2 separate regions of the Homo sapiens genome follow, and region 1 is linked to region 2. A link is a loop called in an ENCODE intact Hi-C map of the cell type or tissue named here. Cell type or tissue: heart right ventricle. All regions are shown on one strand. Region 1 overlaps GRIK4 (glutamate ionotropic receptor kainate type subunit 4). Region 2 overlaps GRIK4 (glutamate ionotropic receptor kainate type subunit 4).

Region 1 (2,500 bases), 130 kb after region 2:
GTCCTGGCATCTTTCCTGGTCCTTCCTGGATCCATCAATCCTTCCCCTTCAGATATATCCTCGGGAGACAGTGAGAAATTGGCCCCTTAGCCCCTGTCTGCCCCAAGGGCCTTCCAGCCAGGTCCTTAGGGGGCAGATGGAGCTTGGTGGTCAGGCATGAGGTCAGGAGCTGGGTGGGGGCGGGGGCAGGGACATGGGAGGAAGGCTCAGTCTCGCTTCTGCCCTAGAGGCCTGGAGGCTCAGCCTTCCAGAAGCTCTAGTCTCAGGAGGACACAGTTCTTAGAAACAGGAGGAACACTTGCTGCAGGAGGGACTGGATGCCTCCTCAGTGAGCCGCTCCTGCCAGGGCAGGAGCAACAGACAGTCCTCTGCCCACCCCATGCCTGCTGGGAGTCTACCCCTCTGATGCCACCACTGTCTCTTATGATCCAGGGCTCAGTGAGTCCCTGACGCTTTGGGCAGAAGAATATTTATCTTCCCGATTTTAGGAGCCCACTCTCAGAATTGTGTGCACGTTTAAGTGCCGCGATCCTAGTCCTGGTCGCGTTGGTCCTGCTCCTCCAGTAGCTGGGCCTCTCTCTGTAGGCTGTACCCTTGAGCCTTCTTACATGGGCTGGGGCTGACAAGTCCCCATCCTCCTCCCGGTCACATATCCTCAAATACAACTCTGAGGCCAGCCCAGGCCACAGAGGAGCTCTGTCCTACTAGGTCCCTCCCAGCCTCTCCCAGGCCGTGGCCCAGGAAGTTAGACCTCACGTGTAATTTACATCTTTCTTGCGGCACTCTGAGAAACAGCTTAAATCTATGGCAGGTCATTATTGTAGCAGTGGCTCTGATCTTCACTAAGTGGGGCAGCCAAGACTTCAGCTCCCCATCTTCTCTCTTCTGCATCCTCTTTTTCTTTCCTCCTCTCTCCCTTCTCCCCCACCACACAGTCTTTGCTGTGCATCACATCCTCCCCCAAGCCCCACTCCAATATGGCCTCCTTTTGGGGTTCAGTGGCTATTTAATCTCAGCCAACACATCCCTTCACCCTGTCTGGCATTTCAGGCCAGAAGCCAAGCCCATGATCTGCAGCCAACTCCTCTGCCCCTGTGCCAGACCAGCCAGCCAGACTGCACTGCCCTGGGAGTGGCCAGACGCTTACCCGCCTTTGTCTGGTTATGTTTCTTCTAGAGCAACTTTTCCTCTCTGCTCAGATTATGCATTTATTTTAATGTTTTATGAGGCTGAACTGCCTTATGCTGATTCTCCCCTGCTCCAGGGAAAAGCAATGGAGTTCTCACCCAGGAGTCCATTGCTTTAAATGCTGCTGACATCTCTGCAGCCCTTGTGGCTGGCTGCCTTCTGCCTTGCTGCTCCCCTCTCCATTCTGCTCACCTCTTCTTGTCCCCCACACACCTCCGTGATGGCTTCCTGGGATACATTTGCAATTGCACATTGAGTATAGATCGATCTTTGTCCCAGAGAGGGAACCATAGGACCAGGACTGGGCTGGGCTATCCCTGCCTAGACCCAGCAGAGCCCAGTGGGCTTCAAGGAGACTGTGCCGAAGGCTCCCCATCAGCTCCCCTTCCTCAGCCCTCACCCCCTGTACGCACAACTCCAAGAGCTTTGCGGGAGCTCCTACATTTGGGGAGGAAGGAGAAAGAGCCTTGCGCAAGCACTTATTATACATTAGGTATTGAACTATTATATACCCTACACACAGGTTCACATTTTATCCTCCCAGAGCTCTAAGAAGCACCTGTGGTTATCTCCATTTTAATGATGTTTTGACAAGTTAAGTGGTTTATCTGAAAATCACACAGCAGAACCTGGATGCAAACCCAAGTCTGTAGACTCCAAAACCCATTTGTTCTTCACCTTCCTGAGTCCTTCCCATCCATCTCTAGGATCCGTGGATTCACGGTATCTCTAAGGGGTCCACAGTACTAGGGGGTGCTAAGGGGTTGTGCTCTATTGGATTCGCTGCTAATGGAATGTGGTAGGCTAGAGGGTTACACAGGGACGACCTTGGTCAGAGGTGTTCAAACGTTCAAACCAGCCAGCCAGGCTACCCTGCCCCTGTCGGGCCTTCCCCTCTATCTTGCCCATTTGTGACCTTTTCCTTTCAAGGTCTGTTTGTTATTCACTTTAGACAGAGTGGATGGGATACAAAATACAAGCGGGAAGAAAGATCCGTTATGACACAGATCAATGTCACTCTTTAGAATTGCCTTTCATAACTCACCAGACTCTCCCCCATTCTGCATTTTTCAGTTTCTGGTGGAAAATATTGGTTGCCCTCTCCCTATGGTTTAAAGGCTAATCCTAGTTGAATTCAGAAGTTTTTCCCCTAGTTTCTGCTAAATCTTTATCCTCTTCCCACCTCAGTCTCAGAGGAGCTCTGGTCTCCAGCTGACTTCTCCCAAAAATTTAAAAGGATAAAGTAGGAGACTCCTACAGAGACCATCCCAACATCTTCGCAGACTCTTGGCAGGATAAGTTGTGGGCCAGA
Region 2 (2,500 bases):
GAGGCTGAGGTGGGAGGATTGCTTGAGGCCAGGAGTTCGAGACCAGCCTGGGCAACATAGGGAGACCCTGGCTCTACAAAAAAATAAAATTAGTTGGGCGTAATGGTGCATGCTTGTAGTTCCAGCTATTTGGGAGGCTGAGGCAGGAGAATCACTTGAGCCTGGGAGATTGAGGCTGCAGTGAACTGAGATCTCACTACTGCACTCCCATCTGGGTGACAGAGCAAGAGCCAGTTTCTAAGAAATAAAAAAGGAAAGAAATCAAAGCGAAACAAATGGAATATGAATTTGATTTAATTGATGGTCGGTTGGCCCATTCAGTTATTCATAGTATGGCCAAGCCATTGTAAGTCAGGGTTAAGAAGAAAATTGACATTATTTGATCCCTAACCTCTAAGAGTTTGTGGAGACAATACGAACACACATGAAAAGTGAATGACAGTGCAAGACCGTTTAGTTACTTTAGCAAGGCAAAACATATTTAAGTGTTCAATGAATGATGCAGACTCTAAATATATGGTAAAGAGCCTAGGTGCAGGAGAATTCACCCTTTCTTTACCAGAGTAGTCAAGGAAAGCTTTTCTGTGCTTACCTGACACGGTGATTCATCTTGGAGGAGTAAATAAAGATGCTTTTTTTTTTTGGAGACGGAGTCTCGCTCTGTCGCCCAGGCTGGAGTGCAGTGGCGCGATCTCAGCTCACTGCAAGCTCCGCCTCCCGGCTTCACGCCATTATCCTGCCTCAGCCTCCGAGTAGCTGGGACTACAGGCGCCCGCCACCGCGCCCGGCTAATTTTTTGTATTTTTAGTAGAGACGGGGTTTCACTGTGGTCTCGATCTCCTGACCTCGTGATCCGCCTGCCTCAGCCTCCCAAAGTGCTGGGATTACAGGCATGAGCCACCACACCTGGCCATAAAGGTGCTTTTTAAGCTGTGAAGGAAGTCAGATGGAATGGAAGGGAACCTCTGAGTCAGTACTTCTGTGGAAGATGACATTTAGATCTGCTGCCATCTGTCGGTGAGTGTGGAAAGGAGCTTGGAGCTTAGTCTTCAGGTACTGGAAAGGAAAGGTGCCAAGAGGAACCAGGTGTTGACACCTCCCTCTCTGGAGGACAAGTGAGCTTTAGTCTAGTTCATTGTCGTTAAAAATATGACCCTCAGACCAGCAGCATTGACATCACCTAAGAGAGTGTGAAAATCCAAAATCTCCAGTCCTATCCCAGAGGTACTAAATCAGTGTCTGCATTTTCATCAAATCCCCAGGTGATTCTCATGTTCATTAAAGTTTGAGAAACATGGGTCTAACCCTTGTCATGTAGGGCTCTTCTGGGATACCTCCTGGGTCCGCCCGTACCCCTCACCTGCCAGAGATTCTGATTGGTGGGACTAGGATGGGACTTGGAAGTTAATATTTTTAATAGGTACCCCCAGATGATGCCATCAGACAAGTGTTCAAAGCTCTGCTTTAGGCTGTTCTGTTGCTGTGCCCCATGTCCCTGGGGCAGGCCGGCTTTTTCTCCATGCACACACCTGGACCTAGGCATTCTTTTCCCTATCAAACTCATTTTTTTGAAGACCACCAACCCAATGGCATTTTCTTGGTCTTCCTCATCTCATCCCCCTTCACTTTTGCAGCAGTTGCAGTTCTGAAGCTTTTTGAAGCTCTCTCTTGATCTTGGTTTCCATTAGGCTATGGTCGTCTTTCTCAGTCCTTCTCTTATTGCTAACAACTCCTTTCTTGTCTCTTTTGCTGATGATTCTTCTGCCCTAAGCCCTTTGTGCCTCCCTCACCCTTTCTGGGCAATCTTGTGCCCTCCCTGGAAGTAAACAACTTCCAAATCATCTGCAGCGCTACCTCTCTCCAACTCCAGCTGTGCGCAGAGTTCAACATGTGTTGATCTACTTAGGCTGTAGATTTCAGCTGAGGGATGTTGGGTAAATTAATTTACTTTTGAGTCTCAGTATACCTTTAAAGTGGGATTAATTACATGTGATTCAAGGGATTATTTTGGACACCAAATGGGATAATGTATGTAAACTATGTGGCACATCGTAAGCGCATAATAAATGTTAGTTTCTTAAAAAAAAGCATGATACATCCATCAATCTGAACCCAATTCTTCATACCTATCCTGCATTTTTAAAGTGTGACTTTACTCATACCCTGCCCTCTGCTTAGAATATCCATTTTTCTGTCTTTCAAGGCCAAACTCTGTTGCTGCCTCAACCGTGAAGTCTATTATCAACCCAATTCCAAATCAGCTTTCACACAAATACCTGTACTTCTTTAACTGTGCCACTTATAGTACCTAAATCACTGTCTACCTTGTATTATAATTATTTAAGCACACGGTATCTTTCCTAAAAACTGAAAGTTCCTTTTAGGCCAGGCTCATGGCCTTACAATAGTTGTATTCCCCAGGGGGCCTCACACAGTGCCTGTGTACCATACCAGGGAAGCTCACAAGTCCTGCTGGTAGTGGATGGGCTGCATCACGTCT

Evidence for each region. A loop is a pair of places that touch in the nucleus more often than their neighbours do. Peaks named below come from ENCODE experiments on the same cell type or tissue, not always from the same donor. Only the 100,000 strongest peaks of a DNase experiment are listed, where the experiment ranks them.
Region 1: it touches region 2 in a loop (4-fold over the local background); 12 of 110 quality-filtered maps call a loop at or near these places.

Annotation. Positions count from the first base shown.
Region 1 is chr11:120,816,231-120,818,730 of GRCh38, forward strand. All of the region lies in intron 5 of GRIK4 (glutamate ionotropic receptor kainate type subunit 4), which reads left to right. All of the region lies in intron 1 of LOC105369532 (a long non-coding RNA gene), which reads right to left. Among named protein-coding and RNA genes, the nearest start is that of TBCEL, 210 kb to the right of the region's middle. In heart right ventricle, no CTCF peak of the experiment used is centred here; a DNase peak (open chromatin) is centred at 1,067.
Region 2 is chr11:120,684,085-120,686,584 of GRCh38, forward strand. All of the region lies in intron 3 of GRIK4 (glutamate ionotropic receptor kainate type subunit 4), which reads left to right. Among named protein-coding and RNA genes, the nearest start is that of GRIK4, 170 kb to the left of the region's middle. In heart right ventricle, a CTCF peak has its summit at 1,044 (motif pointing left); a DNase peak (open chromatin) is centred at 1,007; H3K27me3 peaks cover 346 bases.